Linked DNA regions of Homo sapiens: region 1 is linked to region 2. A link is a contact called in ENCODE Hi-C or POLR2A ChIA-PET data. All regions are on one chromosome and are shown on one strand. Each heading gives the region's core, a stretch centred on a gene start or an enhancer-like site at or near the end of the contact. The rest is flanking DNA. Distances are from core to core; before and after follow the strand shown. Region 1 overlaps ELK3 (ETS transcription factor ELK3). Region 2 overlaps ELK3 (ETS transcription factor ELK3).

The links. Hi-C counts contacts between places; a loop is a spot of excess contacts on that map. ChIA-PET counts read pairs that join two places held with the same protein, here RNA polymerase II (POLR2A). Pooled maps may share reads with other maps.
Region 1: a map of HepG2 shows a loop between it and region 2 (2.0-fold over the local background). The contact joins two enhancer-like sites. A Hi-C loop is called at or near these places in 2 of 168 maps with a recorded cell type or tissue (CD4-positive, alpha-beta memory T cell and HepG2) and 1 of 50 pooled maps. POLR2A ChIA-PET finds 5 or more read pairs at or near these places in 11 of 52 experiments (AG04450, B cell, GM12878 and 8 more).

Annotation. Positions count from the first base shown.
Region 1 is chr12:96,260,128-96,265,587 of GRCh38, forward strand. The region is part of intron 4 of ELK3 (ETS transcription factor ELK3); the gene reads left to right. Among named protein-coding and RNA genes, the nearest start is that of ELK3, 68 kb to the left of the region's middle. Within about 2 kb of position 3,549, at least 6 of the 41 ENCODE cell types and tissues checked have a DNase peak (open chromatin) inside an H3K27ac peak, as active enhancers do; they include endothelial cell of umbilical vein, where a contact is called at or near this core.
Region 2 is chr12:96,216,111-96,222,155 of GRCh38, forward strand. All of the region lies in intron 1 of ELK3 (ETS transcription factor ELK3), which reads left to right. Among named protein-coding and RNA genes, the nearest start is that of ELK3, 25 kb to the left of the region's middle. Within about 2 kb of position 3,286, at least 12 of the 41 ENCODE cell types and tissues checked have a DNase peak (open chromatin) inside an H3K27ac peak, as active enhancers do; they include endothelial cell of umbilical vein, where a contact is called at or near this core.

The DNA of each region.
Region 1 (5,460 bases), core at 2,299-4,798, 44 kb after region 2:
TAAGGAAAAGGCAAAACTTTAAGAATTATTCTTTAGGCCAGTGTGATGGCTCACACCTGTAATCCCAGCACTTTGGGAGGTTGAGGGTGGGAGGATTGTTTGAGCCCAGGAGTTTGAGACCAGCCTGGGCAACACAGCAAGACCCCATCTATATTTAAAATAAAATGAAAATAAATATTATTATTTATAAAAGTCCACAAAAGACTTTAAAATATTAATCCTCCTAGTTAATGTAGCAACTTGTTTGACATAAAGTGAAAATAAAAATAGTGAACAATTTCCCCATCCTGGGATAGAAAAATTACTTGCATCATTTTATGAATCATCATTAAGTTCTCCTTGTTCTGTAATGAAAAAGGAGAATCCAGGGCATTTGGTTAAAAAATAATGAAGACTTAGCTGCTTTATCTTATAGAACTCTCCATACTAGGCGAGCACCTTCATTATTCATTCACACACCAGAATCTTGCAGGACCGTCACTTGCTATCATGGAGAAATCAGTATTTCCTCCTTGAGACCCATAGATCATTACTCACTGATTAAGGTGTTACTGTTTGAATATGTTGAGTGCAGGTGGAAAGAATCCTAGGGACAGGACTGAAGAAAAGGTGGACCCAGTGCAAACTCCCTCTTTCCCAAATTCTAGCTTTTCTCATCGTCCCTGCCTGTATCCTGTGCCCCACAGTGTGGCTTACCCCAAGTTAGTTGCAGCTCTTTGGATACCATTTCATCTAGCACGTGGCACTTTGTATTATGATTGCCTGTTGATCTGGCAATCTTTCTCACTAAACTATGGGCCCTCGAGACCAGAATGGAATCCTGTTCACTGTGGTGTCCCCAGCATCTGGCACATGGCTTGGTACACAAGTGAGGCTCAGTAATAATTGACTGTCTAAATGAATTCACAAAGAGAAGTCTGAGAAAGGCCAGTATTAATAGCAAGTCTTCATGATCATCTGAGCTGGTCATTTTGCTTGTCAAGGTTAATGTCTGCTGAGTACCTCCTCTGTGCCAGGAGCTGTACATGCTGGGATTCAGGGTCTCTTTGTAAGGGTGGAGCTAAAGAGGTTTTGATTGCCATCTTGCTTCTTTGGTTTCCTAGTGGAGTTAGGGTAGGGTGTCATGAAGTGACCATATCCTTGGAGTAATTGGGTTTCTATCTCTTTCACAGCCCTTATTCCCATCACAACAACTTGAGCTATAGTCATGTTGATTTTTAACAATTTCAGCTTGGGTAGGAAAAGAGAAACTAGAAATAGCAAAAAGCAATGAGCAAATGTTGTATTAGGAAAGTTTAAAATTAGGAATACTAATCTTTTGGTGGAGAGATAAAAACACCTCATTTCCTGAAAGTCTTAAGATTAGAGCAGCAGAATTCTAAAATTAATAGAATAGAAAGAAATTGTTTGGTTACAGTAAACTCCATGGCAGTAGGGATTGTTATACTACTCTAATCCTAGAATCTAACACAGAGCTTCTGTAGAGTTCAGTAGGTATTTGTGAATAATAAGTGGCCTCTCATTTCTCTCCTTACTGGGAATTCTGCCACCTGATTGGTGCAGGCCTTGGCAACCTCCTAGGAAAGCAATGGAGCACTATTGGCTGGGGGTTCTTTGGGATTCCTTGTCTTAGATACCTTTTCCAGCCCAACACTCCCAACAGGAAATGATGGTTCATGTCTACAGTGATTCGACACGTTATCAGGATCTCTGGGAGTTGGGATACGTGCATCCGCTCGTTTCTTCAGTCCTCAGTCACTACTGTAGACCAATGGTTCTCAAAGTTAGCATGCAAAATAATCTCCTAGAGGGTGAGTTAAAATAAAGATTGCAGGGCCCCACTCCCAGAGTTTCTGACTCAGTAGGTCTGGGATAGGGCCTGATAAAAACTTTTTTTTTTTTTTTTTTTGAGACAGAGTCTCACTCTGTTGCCCAGGCTGGAGTGCAGTGGTGTGATCTCTGCTCACTGCAATTTCCACCTCCTGGGTCCAAGTGATTCTCTTGCTTCAGCATCCCAAATAGCTAGGACTACAGGCGTGTACCACCACACACAGTTAATTTTTGTATTTTTAGTAGAGATGGAGTTTTGCCATGTTGGCCAGGCTGGTCCCAAACTCCTGACCTCAAGTGACCTGCCTGCCTTGGTCTCCCAAATTGCTGCGATTACAGGTGTAAGCCACCGTGCCTGGCCCAAAAACATTTTTGTCATGTTCCTAGTGATACTACCCAGTCTAGGAACCAATTTGAGAAGCACTGCAGACCAGAGGTTCCTAGTTTATATTTAGAATTCTGCATCAGAAATTACTGCATTTAAAGGCTACCTGCTTAGAGTTTTAATTTCACCAAGTGGACCTGTTCTCTTTCCTGAAGCCATTCAGAATACAACCCTTGAAAAAAAAGACAAGCTGGTATTCCGGATGGCTGACAGGTTGTATGGCCTTGGGCTCTCTTTTTGTGGCTGGATCCAGGAGACTAAGGAAAAACAATTTTTTGCCTTTTAAAATATTATTAGTCTTCCTGTGAAAAGAGCAACTGAGTATGGCAAAAGTTGAAAATAGCAATTTTGAGAACGGTAAACAACAAAATATGGTAGAGGAATAACTTTCTGATTTTTAAAACTAGATGTTACAATTGATACATATTCAGAATTCAGATTACTATCAGCAGTGCCTCTTATTTTTTTAAGAACTTTTTTTTTTTTTTAAATTTAGAGACGGGGTCTCATTATGTTGTCCAGGCTGGTCTTGAACTCCTGGGTTCAAGTAGTCCTCCACTTCAGCCTCTGGAGTAGCTGGGACTACAGGCATACCACCACGCTGGCCAACATCCCTTTTAAACTGATGAAAATAATTTTCTTTCAAAATAACAACAAACCTCTTTCATGTACGCTATAGATGTAATGAAGGAAGAAAAAAATAGATTTGGCTTACACATTTTAAATGATGCTGGCAAGTTTCCTATTACCATGATTGGAAAGGTTGATCAGAATCCTTGGGGTAATAGTTGAACAGCTGAAGCATTTTTGTACAGAAGGGCCCCTAATATGATTACTATAGCAGGTTATAGCAGATATGAAAGAATTCCAAGGAAGGAGAGAGAAGACGCCTTTCTGGAAGAGGTATGCTTTAAAATTGAGAAATGTTTAGGTAAGGAGAGAGGCACCGAAGACATTGTGCTAAATGTAAACAAAGAACCTTGATTTATATAAATAAAGTGAACTCGGTTTTTCTTGGACAGTTTATTATTTTCTTCTTGTCTAAGGATGTCTGTTCCATGACTTTTGAAACAGATTTTGTTCCAATGTGGAATATACCTAGTAGGAATAGGTATGTCTTGAAACAAGGTAGAGCTAATTAAGTTTTCAATTAAGAATGTGTGCTGTAATTTTTAGTTCAACAAATCTAACCCCAGCAAATATTTGCAATGCTCTGCGACAAGGACTGTAGGGACAGAGAATATGTGAATAGTGGATGAGTAAACAAACTGCTGCAGAAAGTAAGGGGCAGACGCGCTTTTTCCAGCTGGCCACTGGACAGGCTCCAAGGAAGCAGTGGCGCCTCAGCTGGGAGGAAGGGACAGGATTTCGATCGAGTACATTTAGATGAATAGAGCCGAATGACGGGGACGTGAGAGTCTGTTCAGGAAGGGACCAGGTGATAGGAGATAAGGTTGGAAACGCAGCTGTGGGCCTTGAATATAGGCTTAGGAATTTCTCTCTTTATCTGTTAAATGTTTACGCTTTTTAAGCTGGAGGTAGGAGGATGAGATCTCTGTTTTAGAGAACAATCACTGATATTAGTGTGGAGGAAGAACTGAAGAGAAAGTGGAAGGAACAGGAAGATAAGAGGAAATTTTTATTTTTATTTTTTGAGATGAGCTCGCTGTGCTGCCCAGGCTGGAGTGCGGTGGCACAATCTCGGCTCACTGCAACCTCTGCCTCCTGGGCTCAAGCGATCCTCCCACCTCAGCCTCTCAAGTAGCTGGGACTACAACTACAGGCATATGCCACCAAGCCTGGCTAAGTTTTGAAATTTTTTTGTAGAAACGAGGTCTCACTATATTGCTCAGGCTGGTTTTGAACTCCTGGGCTCGAGCAGTCCTCCTGCTTTAGCTTCCTAGGAAGGGCTAGGATTACAGGTGTCAACGACCATACCTGGCTAGAGGAAATGATACTACAAATATTGAAGGGAGAATCATCTTTGAGATTAAAACAGTGGACACAGGATATAATTAGAAGACATTTTAGAGGTGAGCTCAAGAGAGGCAGACTTTGAGCTGGGTCTGAGGGGTAAAGTAGGTATTGAAAATTAAGTAGAAGCAAAGATTACTAAGTGATTAACATACTGGAAATGCTACTAAATAACAATAGTTAAGGCCGGGCATGGTGGTTCATGCCTGTAATCCCAGCACTTTGGGAGGGTGACATGGGTGGATCACTTGAGCCCAAGAGTTCGAGACCATCAGGGGCAACATAGCAAGACCCTGTCTCTCCAAAAAAAATACAAAAATTGGCCACGTGTGCTGGCGTGTGCCTGTGGTCCCAACTACTAGGGAGGCTGAGGTGGCAGCACTGCTTGAGCCCTGGAGGTTGAGGCTGTAGTGAGCCATGAGCATGCCACTGCACTCAAACCTGGGCGACAGAGTGATCCTGTCTGAAAAAATAAAGATAAAACATAACAATAGTTAACATTTATTGATGATTGATGACTTATTGTGTGCAAGACGTTGTTCTTAGCACTTTTGGTGGCTTCTCATTTAATACTCCCAGTAATTCTATTTTAGAGATAAGAAACTAAGGCACAGGGATATTGGCTAGTTTATTCAAGATAACACACTCGTAAGTGGTGGAGCCCTGACTCAAGTTTTAAGTTTGTGGTCCCAGCCACCATTCTCACTGACTTGGAGTAAGCAATGGAAGAAGGGCGAGTTTTGTGGGAAAGAGGCATTGGTTGGAGATGTCTAAAATGGAAATGGTTGTCAAGTCCAAGCATGGTACTGGAGAAAAGGTGGCTGGGGACAAAAGTTTGGGAAACGTTGCAGTTTAAAATAGGGGAGTGTCATGGGAGAAGAGCCTAATAAAGATGACTAAAAAAATGTTAGAAAAGCCAGGCTAATCAAGAGAAACTATGTCCATTGAGTATACAGAAATAATAAGGGCAGAAATCAGTAATTTATTTTGCAAAACAGATGAATACCAAAACTGATTCTCTTGAAAACACCAATAAGGTACACCAAAGAGAGAGAAGATGCAAATAAACAAAAAGAATGAAAATGCAGGCTGGGCACAGTGGCTGACATCTGCAATCCCAGCACTTTGGGAGGCTGAGGCAGGCCAGTTGCTTGAGCTCAGGAGTTCCAGACCAGCCTGGGCAACATGGTGAAACCTCGTATTTACCAAACATACAAAAATTAGCTAGGCATGGTGGCATCCACCTGTAGTCCCAGCTACTTAGGAGGCTG
Region 2 (6,045 bases), core at 2,036-4,535:
TCCTGTAGGGCCCCATCTGCAGCGGCTATGAGCGGTGTTGTCATCATTGTCCCTTGGCTTGTCATTTAGAACATCTTTCTTTCTTCGCTATCTGACCCAACAGCTCTCATGTACTTGACTCTCCTTCCTGCTCCAGAGAAACCACATAGATGGGAGCCGAATGTACCCCAGGGAAGGAGAGAGCCCCAGGGACCCTCTTTGCTGAGGTCACACAGCTTGGAGGCCTCAGGGTCAGCATTTAAACCAGTGTTTGTTAAGCTGGAGTCGGAGAATCAGTGCCCTAGCATCTGAGTTTTCTGCAAGCATTTACGATTTTTTGTGCTTTCATATTTGATGATAGACTACAAAACAGAAGCATACTCCAAGTCACCTTATAAACCACAGTCGCCATGTGGCTGAAGAGTCTCCCTGGATTTCAGTGCCTGTGTGGGGCTCATTGCCTAATGGACAAAGAGCCCAGGTGGGTGCTGTAGCTACACAATGCCTTCTAGCCTGGTGAAGGCCATGTGACTCCACAGCAAGCTCTGTGAGGAGGATTCCCTGTAGCTTAAAAGGTAATTGTAGTTAACATTTAAATAGCACTTACTTTGCCCCAGGTGTAGTTTAAGTGCATTATTAGTAACTTCTGTAACTCTTACAACAACCCTGTATGATATGATACTTTTATCATATCAGTCCCATTTTACCTATGAGGATACTGAGGCACAGAAAGGTTAAGTAACTTCCCCAAAGTCCCACAACCAGACAGGACGAGTCTTTGCTGTTGAACCCAGAGAGTCAGGTGCCAGAATCTGCGCTTACCTTCCAAATAGACAAAAGTGCTTCACTAGCACCTGCTTTGAGTTATAGAAAATAGCTAAACAGCTGGATGCGATGGCTCATGCCTGTAATCCCAGCACTTTGAGAGGCTGAGGCAGGAGAGTTGCTTCAGGCCAGGAGTTGGAGACTCCTGAGCAACATACAGAGATGGTCTCCACAAAAAATTAAGAAATGAGCAGGGCGTGGTGGCACATACCTGTAGCCCAAGCTACTTGGGAGCTAGAGATGGGAGGATTGTTTGACCCCAGGAGGCTGAGGCTGCAGTGAGCCAAGATCGTGCCACTGCACTCCAGCCTGGCTGACAGAGTGAGACCTAGTCGAAAAGAAAAGAATTATGCTTCAGTGAAAAACTGCATTCTTGACTCTAGAGAAGACTCCCTCCGGATGATGTGATTCTGATTTTTTGGAAGGTATTTTACAACGTTGTTGACTATAGGTAACTGATCATGAAATAATTCTCGTCTATAGACAGCCAAATTCTGTCTTACAGAGTGCCATTGACTCCCACCCCTAGTTTTGCCTCCATTTAAGCATTTATTTCAATGTTCTTCTTCTATAAATGCCTCTATTATTCAGATGCTTTTTTGAACTCATTATAACGTCTGCCTGGTTCCCTACTGAATTATGAGTGAAATAAAATCTCGAACGTGTTCATTTTGATATCTGTATGAGAGCCATGATTTAACCCTCTTTTGAAAATTATTTTTTAACAAACCAATTCCTCAGCTGGGCACAGTGGCTCACACCTGTAATCCCAGCACTTTGGGAGGCCGAGGCGGGCAGATCACCTGAGGTCAGGAGATCGAGACCATCTTGGCCAACATGGTGAAACCCTGTCTCCACTAAAAATACAAAAAAATTAGCTGGGCGTGGTGGTGCGCACCTGTGGTCCCAGCTACTTGGAAGGCTGAGGCAGGAGAATCGCTTGAACCCGGGAGGCAGAGGTTGCAGTGAGCCGAGATCGCACCACTGCACTCCAGCCTGAGGGACAAAGAGAGACGCCGTCTCAAAAAAAAAAAAAAAAAAAATCATTTGTCAACACTGAGAACGAAAATCACTTTTCCTCCTCCTCCTTTAAAGGAGGTATGCATATGATTCACGTTTGACAAGCTGCTCTAAATCATCTAACTTCACTCTACCATGGCAGATCACAGCTCTGCATTACAAAGGGAAAGGAGTTGGGGCAAGTAACAGGTGGTTTTGCCCTCTGGAGTAGGAGTGGGTGGACCTCAGCCCCCTGTGACCATGGTCCTGGTCAGTGCTGGTAGAAATGGTGAGAGACCAGCCAGAGACGGGAAGGCCCTGCAGGCTGCAAGGTTGAGGTGAGGTCAGAGGAATCCAGAAAGTATCAGATGTGAAGGGGGCACCTCTTCCTGTAAGAGCAGCAATGCCTTTAAAAGCAGACTGATGGGCCTCAGTATGAAAGCACAGAGTTCGATTCTGCAAAAAGAATGGCATTAAAATACCTGATAAAATTTTGTACATTCAAAATAAGGTCTGATAAGGACGGGAATAATAGACTGGGGACTCCAAAAGTGGGGAGAGAGGGAGGGAGTGAGGGCTGCCAGATTACCTGTTGGGTGCAGTGTTCGCTATTTGGGTGGTGGGTATGCTAGAAGCCCAATCCCCGCCATTATGCAGTATACCCATGTAACAAACATGCATGTATACCCCCTGAATCTTAAAAAAGTGGGGGTCTAGGCAGGGGAAAGATAAGCATTTTTTTTTTTTTTTTTTGAGACAGAGTCTCGCTCTGTCACCTAGGCTGGAGTGTAGTGGCGCGATCTTGCCTCACTGCAAGCTCCACCTCCTGGGTTCACGCCATTCTCCTGCCTTAGCCTCCCGAGTAGCTGGGACCACAGGCGCCCGCCACCACGCCTGGCTAATTTTTTGTATTTTTAGTAGAGACAGGGTTTCACTGTGTTAGCCGGGATGGTCTCGATCTCCTGACCTTGTGATCCGCCCGCCTCGGCCTCGCAAAGTGCTGGGATTACAGGCGTGAGCCACCGCGCCCGGCCAAGATAAGCATTTTCTCATTAGATAAAGGGAATTTTAAAAAAAAGATTTCTAGCATGCCTTTTATGTGTTCTACATTTTTGAAGCTCAGAGTGGTGGGAAATCAGCTAAGTAAAGTTAGGCAGATGAAACATTTTAACTTAGAGCAGGCCTCCATGTGCATAATAATCTATCAAACATAAATCTCAAGTACCACCACTTTTTCAATTGTTGATTTAATAAAAGCCACAGTGTACTGTCTGAATTACTCACATTCCTTAAAGTGGCATCCAGATAAATGGGCTTTATTGTACCTGCCTGTTAAGACATTGGACTTCATTAAGGATTCTAGGTATCAAGGAATTAATTTAGAAAAAAAAATCGTTTAAATTTTTTTTCCGGTGAGAGAGATACTCATATAGATGAGTTTACGAAAATCTGTAGTGTTAGCGGTTATTGGAAGGGCGTACCTCCCAGCATGATGGTACAAAGTCTGTGTTTTCCAACACCCCAGAGGGCAAAATTTCCAACTGGCAGAGGCGCAGTGGAATGTACAGTGTGATTGTATGTGAAAATAGTTGTGTAAATTATGAAACTTGATCTCATAGTTAAACTACGTCGAGTGGAACGAAAACAATATGGAGAGCGCTGTGGCAGCTGGTGGCCCACTGCCCACCTGTCCCCCTACCCAAACCTCTGCCACAGACAACCACGCATTTTCATCATGCAGATGGCTCTGGCCAGAGAGGATGGTGGGTCCCAGAGCTGCCTGGGGGCTCCACGATACCCCAGAGTGACTTCTGAGCGTAGACAGGAGTGACTGATCTTTGTAGATGCAATGATAAGCTCACAGGAAAGTAGTTTTTCGACTTAGCTCTGAGTAATGTCTGGCTGCGATTTCCACCGGGAAGGCTACATGACTGCCCAGTCATCGAAACTGGTGGATCCACCAGGTTGAAGGAGTGGCTCAAGAGAGCGCGAGAAGAGGAGAACGAGGCCCTCAGCACGGGGCGAGGCTGGGCATGCCTCAGACAGGAGAGGCTGGAGCCCTTAGTCACCTCCGCCGGAGCAGTGTTGCGCATAGCAACCCCTCTGAGTAATCCTCTGATGATCCCCTGTGCCTGCAGCTGCCACCCAAGCTCTGCAGCTTGGTTGAACTGTGGGGGCATTTCTGTGATTCCTAGTGAACAGCTCTTGCCTTCTCTAGGCGAGTTCCTTTATTCCAGAAATCTGGGAGGCCCTGAAGCAGTAGGTCCCCATCCCCACCACTGCTCCTCTGCCTGTTCCCTTTCTACTCTTTCACCTGTCCTTTTTGTCCTTTTTCTTTCTTTCTCTCCTTCTACCTTTGCCTGAGGTTATGGCCATAGCACCCATGGCTGCCACTTAGCCCATGTGTGGCCTCTGAGTAAAAATGTGATCAGCCGATCCCTCCACACCTAGTAGCATACTTTTTCGTGATTTTTTTTTTTTTTTTTTTTTTGAGATGGAGTTTCGCTCTTGTTGTCCAGGCTGGAGTGCAGTGGCGCGATCTTGGCTTACTGCAACCTCTGCCTCCTGGGTTCAAGCTATTCTCCTGCCTCAGCCTCCCAAGTAGCTGTGATTATAAGCGCGGGCCACCACGCCCAGCTGGTTTTTTGTATTTTTAGTAGAGATGGGATTTCATCATGTTGGCCAGGCTGGTCTTGAACTCCTCCTGACCTCAGGTAATCCACCTGCCTCAGCCTCCCAAAGTGCTGGGATTACAGGCGTGAGCCACCACAGCCGGCCTTTCTCATGATTTTGAACACAAGCTCTAGAGCATAAAGATAACAGCACCCCAGCAAAGGGAGAATTTTTTTTTTAAACAAAGACATCATGTATTTTAATAGTCAGCTTTTGCTGCAGTGGTGCTGTGTAACCAGTTGCCCCAAGATCACTGGCTTACAGTGGCATTTATTTTTCTCACAAGTCAGTGTCACGGATGCTGCTTCAGATGATGGGCGGGTGGGGCTTGGCTTCGGACTTTGGGTTGAGTTCAGGTCACCTCCATGTGTCTCATTCTGGGGCAGCAGCTTCCTGGCAGCATAGCACAGGAGGAAAAGTGCCAACTTATGATGCCTCCAAGACCCCAACTCGGCAATGGGATGCTGTCACTTTCCCGTGTCAGTCTCCTGGCCAAATGCAATCACATGGCAAAGCCCCAATGTCAGCACTCCTCCCACAGCCACTCCAGTGCAGGGCTACACAGTCACCTAAGGAGAGGGCAGTTGAGAACATTTAACAAGTCTGCCATATGGGTTCTCATAAGTCATGCCCAGAACATGGTCTCTGACACATGGGGTTGGATTGCAATGAAAAGTGATTCTGTGATGCACAAGAAGCTCCGAGGAGGCCAGGCAGGTGGAAATGCTAAGTGTAGTAAAATACATGGATAGATGTTTCTGCTGCCCTCCTGTCCCATTCGGAACGTGATGTCAGTTAAAAGTGGGGGGTGGCGGTGGCCGACCACTTTCCCACCTGGCATGTGAGCAGAGGCCCCACAGTCCCTTCCCTGCAGACCTCCAAACCCACCGGCAGCCTTCTGCCCTCAGGAGCAGATTCATCTGAGCAGGCACTTAAAGTTTCAAAGATATGTTAAAGCTGACTGACTGACATGTTTGGCCAAGAAAATCTCAAGAATTTGCGACAACTGTTAGCCGTTCTTAGTGCCAGTGAAGAGAAGAAAGTTGTGGCTCATATCCAAGTCATCAGAAGGGTGGTTCATAGGAGGAGTTGGGACTCGTCAGCTGCCATGCATCCCAGCAAAGTGGGGGCTTGCAAGATTTGTGAGATGCAGAGGTGGTTTTGACCCAGCAGTGAAATGACTGTCTTACAGACCATTGTGGTTAATACTGATTTCTGTAAAGAATATCCCCTTTAAAGAGCCCTAAATAAAATGCCCTGTGGGTAATTGGAGAGCACTCCTAGTCTACTTTCCTTTAATTGAGAGGAGTTGTGGGGTTGACAATATTGGTACAAATAACCCTCCCCAAGGCAATTATTCTGGCTTCCAGGTCTCCCAGAGCTGCCCCCTGGGTTGCGGTCACTCCAGGTTCAGTCCCCTGCCCCCCGCCCACCAGGACTTCAGTGTCTCCCTCCTATCCAAGGGGATGATCCCTAGCTCTCTGTGCCACTCACAACAGTTGATCCGTGGCAAAGCTTTTGAGGCCAGTCTAACCACCTTTTTTTAAATGTAATGAGGATTGATAACAC